2 separate regions of the Homo sapiens genome follow, and region 2 is linked to region 1. Evidence: read pairs that join two places in POLR2A ChIA-PET (ENCODE). Cell type or tissue: A673. All regions are shown on one strand.

Region 1 (8,000 bases):
AGGCAGGGACCGGCCATTTTCACTTTTTTTGTGGTGGAATGTCATCAGTTAAGGCAGGAACTGGCCATTTTCACTTCTTTTGTGATTCTTTACTTGCTTTGGGCCATCTGGACGTATACGTGCACGTCACAAGGGATACCATGGCTTAGCTTGGGCTCAGAGGCCTGACACTAACCACACAGGCTTTCCCAAAATAGCCTGTTACTTCATCAAGCCCAGTGGCAGTCTCTAGAGTTCCATTTATGTTTACGTACATGAACAACTGCTTTTGCCTAGCACTAGGTATATGATGTGTCGTCCTTACTCCCAATTCCATTTTTTATAGGAGATTGGATACATAAATACCTAAAATTAAGTACCCAGTCAATCATGAAAATGTTCTGGAATTAGATAGTGGTGATGAGTGCACAGCTTTGTGAATGCACTAAAACCACTGAATGGCACAACTTAAAAGGATAAATGTTATGATGGATGAACTACATTCAACAAGAACAACTAAATCCTTCAAACTATTCATAAAGTGTACATGCAAAATAGAAATTTCATACCTGCAAGGATTTAGAGAATGTGCTTTTCATGTACCTATTCTTTAAAAGCTACTAAAGAATGTGCCTTGGGAAAACAAAAAATTCAATCAAAAAGAGGAGAACATAATACTTGAGAAACCATGAAGACAGATGACAGGTCCTAGGACAGGAGCTATACAGTAGGCTATGCTGCAGGAATGCAGTTGCAAATGCTGCCAAAATTCCCAGAAAGGATGGCCTGAATCCACCAGAGACACTCAGCCATAAATCCCCAGCAAGCAGCACACAGGGCATTTCTAGAGCCCAGACCTTCCCTAGAAAAGATGACACCACTGAAAAGGACTGACATTATTTAGAAACCCCCAGAAATCTAAGCTGGGGAATAAAACACAGACATTTGGCCTTCTGCCCATAAACTTGGATCCATTGGGGATTCTACTAAAACGATTCAAAACTTTACTCAGCCATTAACATGGTAGTTTGGTAAATTGGTTTTATAACTCATCTATCAACTTTTGCAAACGAGGCATATTTATTTCTCACAGTTCTGGAGGTTGGGAAGTCCATAATCAAGGTGCTAGCAGATTTGGTGTCCAGTGAGGACCCGCTTCCTGGTTCAAAGGCAGCCATCTCTTCACTGTGTCCTCACATAGTGGAACCGGCAAGGGAGCCCTCTGGGCTTCTTTTATAAGGGCACCAATCCCATGACCTAATCATTTCCCCAAAGGCCCCCACCTTCTAATATCATGTCCTTGGGCATTAACATTTCAACATACAAATTTATGAATTTTAGGGAGATGCATATATTCAGACCATAGCACAAGTCAATAAGTGAGTAAAACAAGGAGAGAGAGAAGCACACATTTTCTTCTGTAGAATAGCAAAGAAGTAGATTTTTGAAGAAGTAGTGATAAATAAAACTCAATTCAGTCGTGGCCAAGTCATCAGAGCAAGGAATACCCATTGGATGCTCGTCACTCTGCATTCCCATACACTATATTTCAGCCTGCTTAGTGCAAACTATAAAAAGTAAGTAAGCAATAAATCTGTTAAATGATAATATATATTGTACTCTATTTGTTTTTTAAATAATTTTTATTGTTTATTATTATTCTTTTTAGAGACAGAGTTTTGCTCTGTCACTCAGGCTGGAGTCCAATGGCACAATCATAGCTCACTGTAGCCCCAGACTCCTAGGCAAGTAATCCTCCCTCCTGAGTAGCTGCAGATATGCATCACCACACTCAGCTGATTTTTAAATTTTATGTTGTGTAGAGACAGGGTATCACCATGTTGTCCAGACTGGTCTTAAACTCCTGGCCTCAAGCAATTCTCCTGCCTTGGTCTCTCAAAGAATTGGGATTACCATCATGAGCCACCATGCCCAGCCTATTCACATGATTTTATGACTACAAAAATATATGTATACTTCCTCATAGAAATGCCTTAAAGAAAGAAGTGTTAATTATTTCTTTCTATATCATAAGTGCCATGCATCTTGCTAAGATATATTAGATCTGCAAAGTGTTTATTGAATTAATTTCTAAAAATAATAAAACTCTTAGCTTTGTTGCGTGCATATATATATATATACAAGTAAAATGCTTATTGCACAGACTAAACTCATTGGAGTAAAAACAACAAACAGTTTTATTTTTTCCTCCAGCACCTTAAATATGCTATACAACCCCTCCCTTCCCTTAGCAACATCTGAGTCAGATGCCATGGTCCCTCTCAGGTATTGAGAATGGGGTGGAGGAAATGTTTTTAGTTTATATTATTTAACAGTTCCTGCTGATGTAGTTCTTTTGGTCACCATGGGCTGGCCTAAAGTGGCATCTCTCATGGGGTGCATGTGCCACCTCTCTAGAAGCCATGTGCAGACTAATGTAGCTAATGTGCTCTCCAGCTCTCCTCTGTGACCATCCACAAGCACCTGTCCCTAGAAGTACTCCTGACAAAGATGCTCACAGCTGGCATGGAGCCCAAAGCTAGTCCTCTTCATAAGGGTACCTTTAAAAAGCCTTTAGGCTGGTTCTCTTCTCCCATGTCTGTGCACTTTGAAAAATTCAAGCATCCTTGCCATGCACCTGACCTTTGTCCTTACCCTGCAATTGCACCTGCTCAATCCAGCTTCCTGCCATCAGGACTCTCCAGGTCAGAAGTGAGCATTGCTGTCCACACTCACAAACACCACAAGTTTTCAGAGACACACAAAATTATCCTGAGAACTCCCTCACCAATCTTCCTTCTGCTGGACTGGAAGCCCTGGGGAAGGCCTGCAGACACCATAGCTCAGCAAATCACCTCACTGTGGAGGGAAATGCAGGCTTCTTTTCTCTCAGCAACCACAATTTCCATCCACAGTTTTCTTAGAGCCCTTCTCATCTGGTTTGAGGGACGGGAAATGCTGGGCAGTCCCCACTTAGGCAACAATGCAACATGAAAACTGCTAAAACTTCCTCCACTACATTTAACTCCCCTTAACATTTATACTCTTCTCTTTCTATAAATATTTGACAGTGGAACAGGGACTTGTAAGACTACTTTGGCTATCTCTTAACAATTCCTGGGGAAGATATGCGCATTTGGAAGAATATGAAGTACTTTTCAATCCTTGTCCTCAGCCTGGGGCCTTCAACGGAAGTGTTAGATGACAGAAAAAGTCTAATGGATGTCTTATTACATATGAGGCATGTATGTGTCCTTACATGTATTCCTTACATGTATACCCCAGCTCATCTCAAAAAGGTTGTATGCAGCTGCAGAGATGCATAAAACACAACAGAACAAAGATAAGACTCAGAAAAAAACCTATCTGGTACTATAAAGATACTGCAGATACATCTGAAGATTTTTGAGCAAAAGAGTGACATGATGAAAAAACATGTTTTAGAAAGATGGAGAAGATGAAGAAGGCTTTGTGGAACACGTATCAGGACTAAGTAGTGGAAATGCTTATAGGATGTAGATGGGCTTTGCTGTTCTGCTAAAGCAAGGCACAATGTGTTCAAGAAGACACACTTGAGGGCTACTACTCTTTTCCAATGTCAGGTCTCAAATATTAATGCCTGGGCAATTTCCTGCATAATATACTCCACAGAGTCAGCAGTGTTGTACAGGTGAGAATCACTGGGCAGGCATTGGATGATAGCAGTCAAAATCTGGGTGCTTGCTAATTGTACTTTAATATGAGAGAGAGAGCACGAGAGAGAGAGAGAGAGATCACACAAATGAATCAGCACTAACTGCACTCTCACCCAAGCTCTGCCCAAAGGCAGTCCTTGCCAGATAACCAGCACTATATTAGATTTTGAAAAACAGTGCAGCAGTGTCAGCTTCCATGATAAATCATCCTTTCAGGCTCTTAGAGCAGAACAAACACCTTGACTTTCCTGCCATGGATGATGCTTGCTCTCTCTCAAGTCCTGAGTCACCCTGGAGCATCTCCAAATGTGGACTCAGAGGCAGTTAGAAGATAGTCAAGAAAGCAGTGGCACCAGGCTGACATATTTCTGGGGAGTCGAAGCTGGACTGTCTAATTATCCTTCACCACACTCCGTGGAGCTCTCTGTGGTTCCCAGCCTGACTGCCTTCAAATGGTACCAGGCAATCCCCTGGAACTTTTTGCAGCTATTCCTTACAGCTGTGAAGACAGCTCTTTGGGTGATATCCAGCCTGCTGAATCATTCATTTCCTGTTCTTGATCTCAGAAAGTTCTGTTTGATGTTGTTTTCTCAAGACCATCATTTTAAAGGAAGCAATATTTTATATAATGCAGCTTTGTGGGCTTAGGCACTAAAACCAGATTATTTTGAATATGGCTTACCCTTATAATCATTTTCCTATGTAGAATTCTGGGTGCTGAGAATAACTCTACCATGATCCTCCCATGACATGAGGATGTTGGATGTTATAGGCAGGATTCCCAGTTCTGTTTACGCTATAAAGTTGAAGACATTGCTCAACTTGTCAGTAACAAGTCAGGAGAAGTTGCCATTTGTAAAAGTGTCAGATGTATTTGCTAGTGCAACCCAAGAATCTGCTGTGTGGGTGTTTCCAAGACTTCCATCTTATGAGAGCACTCTTCTCTTTAATGTTAAAATAAAAATGAGTTTATTCCCCATCCCTCACTTAGTCAACTCCCTGCATTTCTCAGGAATCTCAGGGACTTTCCATTTCTCACAGTTACTCCCTCTTCTAATATCCTCCTTCTGTTTAACTATCTTTCACTTGGATTCTCAATGCTTACATCTGCTATTTCTCTCCACTCTGCATCAAACGAAATGTGAAAACATGGATGCTTTTCCATGATTAAAACTGTTAATCAACTTTAATGTTAAAGTTCTTAACTTAAACAACTTTAATTTTGATAAAACTACCATCTTTGGGTAGTTTTAACAAAATTTATTAAGGAGTCAGAGGTAAAGGAGCATATGACTGAACACTGCCTATTAGTCCATATGCGACCCTCCTGATCCTAGAAGTCTCCTGGCCATTTCCCCCCGGGAAGCATCTCACTGGCTGACCCCTGCCTTCTACAGCCTTCCATGCAGCTGGCCCTGCTTCCTGTTCATCCAGAGCCCTCTCACTCTTTCCTTCTTAAGTTACCATGAAAAATTTAAATGCTCCTTGTTTTAATCGGCAACCAATATAGTGCTCTTTGTCTTACTCTTCCTCCCTCTAGATCAAGGTCTGGGGTCTATTTCCTCACCAAAAATTCAACAATAATCAATCATACTGCCAGACAAACTTTGTTTCCCTACTCCTACCTCCTACATTAGTCGTAAAATTATTAGATTTTAAAACATTTAGATACTGTAATGTATCTACTCTCATTAGAAATCAGATAAAGAACACAGAAGGACTCAGTTTCAAAATACTGTAATGTATCTATTCTCATTAGAAATCAGATACAGAGCACAGAAAAATTCAGTTTCAAAACTTATTAATCTCTATTATGAACAATTATATGCCAATATATTTAAAAACCTAGAGGAAATGGCTAAATTCCTGGACACATACAACCTGCCAATATTGAACCAAGAAGAAATAGCAAGACTGAACAGACCAAAAACAAGTAATGAGATTGAACCAGTAATAAAAACTTCCCAACAAAGAAAAGTCCAGGACTGGATGACTTCGTAGCTGAATTCTACTGAACTCTTAAAGAATTAATACAAATTCTTCTATTCTAGGAGGCCAGTGTAACTTTGATACCAAAACCAGACAAGGACACGAAAATGAAAGAAAACTCTAGACCAATATCCCTAGTGAACATAGAGACAAAAATTCTCAACAAAATACTAGCAAACTGAATCCAACAGCACATCAAAAAGATCACACACAATGATCAAGTAGAATTCATCCTATGGATGTAAGGATGTTTCAACATAAGCAAATCAATAAACACGATACATCACATCAGCAGAATTATAAGGACAAAAATTATATGATCATCTCAACAGCTGCAGAAAAAGCACTTGACAAAATTCAACATCCCTTCATAGTAAAAACCTTCAATAAATTAGGTATAGAAGGAAAGTACCTCAACATAATGAGGGCCACATATAACAAACTAAAATCATACAGAATGAGAACAAAATCTTACCACTCTTATTCAGTATAGTACTAGAAGTCCTAGCCAGAGCAGTTAGGCAAGAGAAAGAAATAAAGGACATCCAAATTGGAGAAGAGGAAGTCAAAATGTTCCTGCTTGCAGATAAATGATCTTATACATAGAAAAATCTAAAGACTCTACCAAAAAACTCAGAACTGATAAACGAAATCAGTAAAGTTGCAGGATACAAAATCAACAACAAAAATCAGTGGCATTTCTATATAGAGACAACAAACTAGCTGAAAAAAAAAATCAAGAAAGCAACTCCATTTACAATAACTACAAAAATAATAAAATATCTAGAAAAAGAATTTAACCAAGGAGATGACAGATATCTACAAGGAAAACTATAAAACACCGATGAAAGAAATTGAAGAAAACACAAAAAAATAGAAAGACATCCATATTCGTGAGCTGGAAGAATTAATATTGTTAAAATGGCCATACTAACTAAAGTGATCTTCAGATTCAATGCAGTCCCTACCAAAATACCACAGAAATAGAGAAACATAATACTAAAATTTGTATGGAACCAAAAAAGACCCTGAATAGCCAAAGTAATTCTGAGCAAAAAGAACAAAGCTGAAGGTATCACATTACTATTCTTCAAAACATACTACAAAGTTAGAGTAGCCAAAACAGCATGGCACTAGCATAAAAACAGACACACAGGTCAATGGAACAGAATAGAGATTTCAGAGATTAATCCACAGATTTGCAGCCAACTAATTTTTGACAAAGGCACCAAGAACACTCACTGGGAAAAGGACAGCCTCGTCAATAAATGGTCCTGGGGAAACTGGATATCCATATTCAAAGAATGAAACTAGATGCTCACGTTTCACCCTATACAAAAGTCAACTCGGAATGAATCCAAGGACTAGATGTAAGACCTGAAACTATAAAGCTACTAGAAGAAAACATGGGGGAAATGCTTCAAGACATTTGTCTGGGAAAATATTTTATAAATAAAATCTCAAAAGCACAGGCAACTACGGCAAAAATAAACAAATGAAATTATATCAAATGAAAAAGCTTTTAAACAACATAGAAAACAATCAACAGAGTGAATGGACAACCTACAAAATAGAAAATATTTGCAACTATTCATCTGACAAGGAATTAATATTCAAGATTATACAAGCAACTCAAACATCTCAACAGAAAAAAAAAAAAACTAAAGAAAAGCCTGATTTAAAAATGGGAAAATGATATGAACAGATATTTCTCAAAATACAGAAATTTTCAACAAATATATGTAAAAATGTTCAACATCATTAATCATCAGGGAAATGCAAATCAAAACTACAATGAGATATCATCTCATCTCAGATAAAATTGCTATTGTCAAAAATACAAAAATAATAAATACTGGTGAGGATGCAGAGAAAAGGAAACTCTTATACACCACTGGTGCAAATGTAAACTAGTATAACCCTTATGGAGAACAGTGTGGAGGTTCCCCAGAAAACTACAAATAAAACTACCGTATGATCCAGCAATCCCACCACTGGCCATTTATCCAAACGAAAGGAAATCAGTATATCAAAGACAGGTCTGCAGCCCCATGTTGATTGCAGCACTGTTCACAATAGTCAAGACATGGAATCAACCCAAGTGTCCAACAACAGATGCATAAAGAAAATATGGTATATATACACAATGGACTACTATTCAGCCATAAAAAAGAATAAAATTCTGTTATTTACTGCAACGTGGATGAAACTGGAGGACATTGTACTAAGTAAAACAAGCCAGGAACACAAAGTTAAATACTGCATGTTCTCACTAATATGTAGAAGCTTTAAAAAATTAATTTCATAGAAGTAAAAAGTAGAACAGAGCATATTAGA
Region 2 (8,000 bases), 710 kb before region 1:
ATCCACCCCCAGCTCATGTGGATTGAAGGAGTGCACATCACCCACCTCGTTCCTGGGGGTGTCCCTTCCCTAAGTTTCCTTTCTCTTAGCCTCATTTCTCTCATTTCTTTTATTTTGATTTGGTACATGGCATGTCTCTTTGTGAGCTGACAGTTTATACCTGAGGCAGGGCATAAATTCATATTTTCCTTATTTTTTTCTGGATTCATTTGGATACCTTATATAAGGGATCTAGTTACAAAAGCAAAGCATCTTGGATTGGATGGGGGGAAATTCTCCCCGAGAATCAGGAAAGCATGAAGCATCCCTATGGCCAAAGAAACCCTGCTGGAGGACAGGGAACATACACCCCCCACAGGATATAAGGCCTGGGGAACACATGCTGTTGTACCTGTGTGTGTATACATGCATGTGTCCATCCTTGTAGCCTTGAGATACCCACAGCCAGGACTCCTGCCCTTCCCAGAAACAATTATCCTCAGCTGATGGCTCAAAAGACATGTACTACTACTTAGAAAGAGGAAGGGAAGGCTTTTGGAGTGGCTTACGGTAATCTGGAGAATAATATTGCACACTGACACAAGAAAAACATGGGAGACAATTTATTCTGGCTGAGGTCAGTTACTAAAAGCCACATAAAGTAGGCTTCTATCGTGTCAGATTTTCTGTTGACATGTGGTAGGGCATCTCTGAAATGAGAGGATAACATACAAAAGAGGGACAAATTAAGTTGTTAGACGTTAAACCCCATCACCATCCTTCCTCACTGAATTTAGAAAGCAATAATATAAAGAAACACAATAATTGTTGCAACTGGTGTGCCCCCCGGGTACACATCCTCAAAACACCATGAGCATGTATGTATTTGCATCTTATTCTCCAGTTTAGGGCTAAGGAATCTGGATCTCACAGCAAAAGTCCATTCATCTTCTACGTGAGGGGTCTGGATCCAGCTACAGGCTCTGGATGTTTTCAAAGAAAGCAATCTTTCCATTCAACTATGCATTTAATAAACAACCCAATAAAAATTTCCATACAAAGAATTTTTTATTGACATTGTAAGAAACATTTTTTTTTCTTTGTTACAAAAGGACTAAGTGGTTCTGAAAGCAAAGGTAGAGTTCATCTGTGGCTGGGCTGCAGCCCCTGGGCTTGAGGTGGGCGTGATCACGGGGAATGCAGGCTTGTCCGAGGAACGCCTGGGCCAGTCACATCTGAACGCTATGCCTACAATACTTAAATGTATTTACATGTGTTTCTTTTAAAAAAAGGATTACACATTTTATTTTTTAAAAAAATCTAAAAAAGGTGAAAAAAATGAACTTGTATTTTATTTTACATGTCTGCAGGATACACAAGGGTAACTTGTCAGAAGAGAACATCCTCCTATCAGTTCAAAACAACACATGAAACCAGGATACAAGACAGCCTCGACTCTGCTACCACCGTGCGCTCTCTGGCTGGTGCACACACAGCCTTGGAGTGCTGATTGGGCAACACCAACTGGTCCCTCTCATTGACAAGATTAACATAAAATAAGGCACATACATCGCAAGAATCAAAACTTTGTGGCTCAAGAGGAAGAGCCAATGTGTGAGGAGTTGGGAGGGGTTAACTTTTTCAGAAAAATAAAACAAAAATGGTTAGAAAACGTTTAACACAGACATTAAGCAGGAGTAGAATGTGTGAGCCTGCATGTTTTAGAAAAGGCAGGATGGTGACACTAGTGAGGCGGTCCTCTCGCTCTAAAATGCATAGGTTAGAGAAATGGAGAGAGGCTTGGAGGCTGGGGGTGAGTCTCAAGATATGAGATGCCTAGCCTACAGAGATCCCAAAAGGATGTCCCAAAAAGATGCTTCTAAGTGACCTCAAAAGACCTTCCTTCCACTGGACTGCCACAACAGATCACTGAAATTCTGGAGGAGTATACTTTCTTCTTCCTCCCTCCTCTCCTCTGTCCTTCTGAAATTTCCATATTGAGAGAAGCCAAACATTGAGCTGAAACTTGCATCTCCTGCAAATCTAAAAGCAGTAGAAAGGAAAGCAAATATAAAAAAAAAAAGAAATAAAAGAAGAATAGGGGAAACCCAGAAAATAACCTGAAACCATAGGAAAGAGCAGAAGCACAAGACAACAACAGTGGTGGGCCGGATCACTGTGCATCCCTCCAGGAAGGACAAAGCTGATACAGGAAATAATGGTAACTGAGAAATGGAGGTTGCATCCGAGAATACTACTGGAAGAGCCCTCTGATGGAGGAGGTCAGCATGGTCCCTTCCACCCAAGCTCCTTTCTTAGGAGGAGTGGAGAACACTCAGGCCCCATGCTTTGAAAACAAGAGTTGGAAAGGGATTGAACCAAACCATTAGAGCACACAAGATAAGACTGGAGATTTGGAGATTTGTGGAAAAGTGAGACTGGATCTCTGATTCTGTGACAACATTATGCCTTGTTTCAGAAACACAGAGAAAGTCTTGCTTTTTCAACTGAAAAGTGGTAGAGCCTCTACTTTCCTATGCTCAGATCAGTAGTTCTCTTTTGTTATGGGGCTGTTCCAAAGGAGACACATCCGTTAATTTCAAAGAAGACTTACATGGGGGAGAACAGCAGGCATGGAAGGGGAATTGCAGTGTCCCTCTGCTTGTCTCAGGAACATCTAGTTGAAAGCAAACCTAATAGTCTTAGCCAAAGTCCCCAGTGGCAAATCAACCTCCATGCGGAGATTCTTGGTCCAAATGAAAGAACATAAACATGAGAAAAGTGGGCTGGTCTTAACACTCTTTCTATTATCTAACACTTTATTTTACTTGATTTTGTCTTTCTACTGTAATTTAAATGGCAAGATTAAAGGGGAAAAGCCACATAATTGAATTATCAATCACTTGCAGTAAATCCAATTCCAGGGGTCAATGGGACAGAATACAGCAGGTAGCCTGAGGTGTTAATATTTTAACAGTTTATATAATTTTTTAAAGCAATATGCTGGAAAATCCATGTACTCTTTGTGCACACACAGTATGACTTTTATGTGTATCAAATGCACGTGGGGAGTAGCTGCACTTCAAAAATCTTTAAATGTTTTAATCCAAAACAAAAGTACAGATCCAGTCCACATTAAGGACTAACTGCATGTAACATTTAACTTCGTGAATGGATGCAGCATTCAATAGACAGGGTGTGAAAAAAGGCATCCACACAGCTACTAAACATCTTCCCTAGTGCTCTCAAATACTAAAAATGGCTGAAGCAATTTATTCCCACTATGTGGGCTTTCTCTTTTACAACTAAGTTTTATAAATCCCTCAAAATAAGGTATTTAGAATGGAAATCCTCCCTCACTATAGTGGAATTAATAAATGTTACTGATACAGCCGCTTGTGGGGTTGTTTAAATACCTATATACTTAGAGCTATATATAATCAATTCTCAGTTAAAATGGGAAAGAGATGGAACTAATCAACAAACACAGCAACTCATAAATATTCCCCCAACTAATTCTACCCAATTGCTTCAATCTACCATCTATCTAACTTCTTACCAGAACAGATAAAAGTAGCAATGTGGCTGAGTGTCACCAACTGTCCGTCCCTTCTCTCTAACTGCAGTGCGAAACAGCACTGAATGTTCATGAAGGTAGTGGGAGGAGAGGCAAATGTGATAACTGAGAATCGACCATACAGACATAGCCTCCCCCAAAGCACACTTACAGACATGAAGAGCTGAAAACCAAAACTGTGAGCGCCCATTTCATTTATAAGAGCCCCACGTTCCCATTTCTGTTTAACTGTGGAATGCCCTGAACTGAATTGGAGATGGGGGGAACATCAATATTCTGTCATCTATGCTACAGTGCACCCACAAAAGTTTCTTAAACTAGCTATCCATATTCTGATTCTTGTGCCCAATGTGGGAATTAAAATAAAAAACAGAAACCAAAACACAAAACAAAACACTGAGCACATGTAAAGGAGAATTTTAAAAGCTGGAAGTGTAACCCCTTGGTCACAAGCACACCAACTCCTATTTCCTTTGAGCAACAGCAAAACATGTCAAATCCTTTAATTTGACTGCTCTTCTAAAAGAAAGAAGAATATGCACATCACAAATTTACATCGGTTTACTAAAAAGGGGGCGGGGCTTACAGTTTTTTTTTTTTTTTTTAAAAAGAGGGTGGTTTGAGTGTAACAATACTGATTCAAAACTGAAATGGAAGACAGTTTCTCCCTAGAATACTTTAGGGTTTTTCAGAGTCCTTTTCCATAAAAGGAATATAATTGAAACACATCTCAGTTAGGTGAGATGAGATTGCTAAAATACATACAGAACTAAAAAAACAGCCAAAACAAAGTCAGTTTAATCTCTTCAACTCCTATTGATTTCCGTTGGTTGCAGTCTTTTTTTCCTAAAGCCTATTGCATAACTGCAAGGAATTTGCTTTCTTCCGCTAGGGAGGTCAGCAAAGAACTCATGTCCCCGATAGCCATGTTGGTGGTGCTCATGGACAGCGCTGGGAATGGGAGGGACGCCCGAGGCGTGGTGAGGCGGGAGGAGCTATGGGAAAGGTTCTGAATGATACTTGGGCTCAGGGCCCCCGACATCAGGCTGGAGTGGTCCCCATCGTCTATGATGGCATCGAAGTCAATCTGTACCCCTTCCAGGTCATGGCTGTCGAGGCTGTCCACTGTGCTTGTCACCTGATTAGCACCTGGGGAAAGTAACTCAGAGTTTTTGGCGCTGGTCCCCTGTAGCAGGCAGCTGGCGTCTGAAATAGAGAATGAACCAGCTTTCGTGTCTTGCTGACTGAAGCCCACGGTTTGGTCATAGAACTGACCAGAGTAATTCTGCAGATTAGAGCACAGCGGATGGGGCTGCCCTTTCATCTCCATCTTGATACCATTCACCCTGCAGGTCTGACTTGTGTCACTGAGCTGTCCTGACTGCAGAGCAAGGCTGTCCCTCGGCATAGCCTGGCGCCTGCTGCCCCCAAAGCTGGCACATGGCTGGTAGCCCCTGACAACTGCCAAGCTTGACGGCTGGCTGCCCATGCCGTGAGCCCCTGGCAGGCAGCTCTCTGGCCCTTGGTAGATGTTGATGTGTGAGGTAGCACTAATCTGCCCAAGCATCTGCTGACCGGGGCGGCCTGCCCCCGGGTGCTGCATGCTGTCGCCGAGGAGCTGGTGAGCCAGGTACCCCTGTCCCACTGGGTCCTGGTTCTGCATGCCATTCACCATGCTGCCAGCTGACTCATTTGGCGCTACCGGCAGGCCGAAATTCAGCTGGCCCCCGCTCCCTTGCATGGGGGTGCTCTTCAGCTTTGAGGCTTGAATCCCGGCACCACAGGCACCGTCGAGTGCACCAGGGGCCACTGGCTGCCTGTTGAGACAGTTCCCATACTGCGGGGCCTTACAGGGCTGTTCATGGAAGGCGTTTCCACTGGTGCCACTTCCGGGGCTGTTGTGGAGCATCAAGTGCTCTGGGCCACCGTAGGGGTTGCTGTTCTCCCCGAGGGTCTGATAGCCCCCAGCAGGCCCGCTCCTCAAGGGGTTCTGCGGGTGGACGACCATGCCGTTGCAGAACCCAAAGGCGCGAGTCTGCGGCACAGCGGGCCGCGGCCCACACTTGAGCTTGGAGGAGGACAGGTCGGCGCTTCCGGAGCTGACTTCGTTCCACTGAATGGGCAGGTCGGTTTTGCTGCCCTCGGGGCAGGGCTGCTCGAGGGCATGGAACTGCTGGCCAGCGTGGCTGTCTGGCAGCCCGGGCGCGTCAAAGTCACCGGGCCCGTGGGGCACTTTGCTGTCGTCCGGGAGGGCGCTGGGGAAGTGCTGCTCGTACCCTGCTTGGTTCTGGGAATTTAAATACTGCACCACGTCGTCCGGCAGGAAATCCTCATCGTTCAGGTTGGCATCAGCGTCCATGGTCAGGGACTCCAGGGTGACGTTCTCGGTGATGCTGGGAGGACAGGGGGACGAGTGGAAGTTTCGGGACTGGCCGCCCTCGGGCCGCGTGTAATTCTGAAGCACGAGACTGCGCTTCTCCGCGGACGTGGCCATCGCCGGGGGGTTGCAGCTGCTGAGGCTGCTGAAGCGCGGCACACGAGGCAGGGCCAGGCCCTCGGAGCCTGTCCGCACCGGGTCGCTGGCCCTCCTCACGCCGTGGCCCGGCGCATCGTGCGGCTGCAGGTGGCGCCGCCCGTAGCCGTGGGCTCCCCCGTCGCTGCACCTCCTCGGGGCATGAACTGGAGGCAGGGCCACGCCAGGCTCGAGGGCATCCCCGAGCAGCGCCAGGCGCGTCTTCAGGCTCATCCTCTCCATGTTGGGCAGGGGCGTCGGCGGCGGCCCTCCTGTGGCAGCCGCGTACTTGGCCTTGAGGCGGTACTGCTGGGCGGGCGTGAGGCTGAGCAGGCTGGGCAGGCCGTCGCTCTGGCTGGCTTCGCTGGAGCGGCGCGAGGCGTCGGTGGAGATGGGGTCGTAGGAGTCGGCCACGCTCACGTTCTGCGGCCGGCCCTCGGCCTGTGACGCCTCGCTGGAGCGGCGGCTGGAGAAGCAGGGCGAGATCCCTGAGGAGCGGCGGCTGCTCAGGTAGGCCGAGCTGATGGTGCTGGCGCTGCTGTCCCTTCTGTTGAGCATGTTCAGCATAGTGACGTCCACCCCAGAGAGGTCGCTTCTGCCCGGGAGAAGCGTCATGGGCCCACCCAAGCTGCAGGTGTTGTTGGACTGTGTGCCTGGAGACAGAGAAAGGGAGAGACCATGCGGAGATGAATTCCCTTCGAGCATGACTTACACCAGGCATGAGCAACCCTTTTCTGTAAAGGGCCAGCTAGGAACTATTTCTGGTGTCCCAGGCCACATTGCCTGCCTCACAACTACTCAGCTCTGCAGTGTAGCCCCAACACGGCCACAGAGAGCAGTGAGCAAGCAAGCGTGGCGGGGTGTCCATGAAGCTTCCTTTACAAAAACAGGGGCGGCTGGAGATGGCCGCAGGCTGTAGTTTGCTGATGCCTGGCTTAAACAAAACAATAACAACTCCCTCGATTCACTGAAGCCCCTCCCCAAGCGCTGTGCAAGGACAAAAAGAATCTTGTGATGGTACACAACGCTTGAGTTCCAGGCAAGTCCCCAGGCAAAGGTACTCCACGAGTTTCACATTCACGCTCAGGGCGTCCTGTTCATGCCACATCCTACCAACAGGTAACACCTGTGTTGGTGCAGGCAAGAGCTTCACCCCTTAGGTGCTCTCAGAAGTGTAATCTCAGAAGTGCAAACTGACCTGGGGACTGACAGTGGGGAGGGATTTCTGACTTTCCTTGAACTGGGTAAATATAAATAAAAGTGGCTGCTAACCTCGTGGTTTTAAATTTTGGAAACCAGAGACAGAGTTCCAACCACAGATGCCTCCACTGCTGGCATTCCCTTACCCTAATCTAACAGTTATGATTTCACCATCAGAATATGAGTCATGCACAGTCACATTTTTTTCTCAATATTATCCTGTTCCTAGCTGTTTTTAAAATATGGACAATCCCAAAAGGCAACTTGAATGGGCTAAACATTAACGGATGGTTACAGCGTCATTTTAGGACTGGTGGAGAAACTAGCAAACATAAAACTGAGGGCCTGCATTTAAAAGAACAGAAAAAAAAACCCTGAGCAGATGCATGGTCTGATGTAGAACTCACCATTTCCTATGAGAGGAGAGACCGCAGGGGCTTTAGGGGGTAGAATGGGGTTCAGTCGCGGAAACATTCCATTCACTTGTTTTAGCCTTTCTAGTTTTACGTGCTCCATCCATTTGGTCCCTGCCGGGTTTCTCCTGGCTTGCAAAGCAAGGGCTGTGGTTGCAGTGGAAATGGTTGAGTCCATGATTGGGGTTTCATCGATGGCACTGAGGTCTCCTATACTACCTCCATCGGTCAGAGGAAGCTCGAGCCCACTGTTGGAATAGTTGCTGATGGGGGACTGTTGGCTGCTGCATGAAGACTGACCACCAGGGCTTGGCTGAGA

The links. Peaks named below come from ENCODE experiments on the same cell type or tissue, not always from the same donor. Only the 100,000 strongest peaks of a DNase experiment are listed, where the experiment ranks them.
Region 2: POLR2A ChIA-PET joins it to region 1 with 6 read pairs; 2 of 35 experiments call an interaction of 5 or more read pairs at or near these places.

What each region holds. Positions count from the first base shown.
Region 1 is chr7:42,673,975-42,681,974 of GRCh38, forward strand. The region is part of intron 1 of LINC01448 (long intergenic non-protein coding RNA 1448); the gene reads right to left. Among named protein-coding and RNA genes, the nearest start is that of LINC01448, 28 kb to the right of the region's middle. In A673, no CTCF peak of the experiment used is centred here; a DNase peak (open chromatin) is centred at 4,177; H3K27ac peaks cover 596 bases.
Region 2 is chr7:41,959,921-41,967,920 of GRCh38, forward strand. It overlaps GLI3 (GLI family zinc finger 3), which reads right to left. Exons shown (of 15, transcript NM_000168.6): 14 at 7,676-8,000; 15 at 1,029-6,721. The coding sequence ends at 4,410. Among named protein-coding and RNA genes, the nearest start is that of INHBA, 260 kb to the left of the region's middle. In A673, no CTCF peak of the experiment used is centred here; no DNase peak of the experiment used is centred here.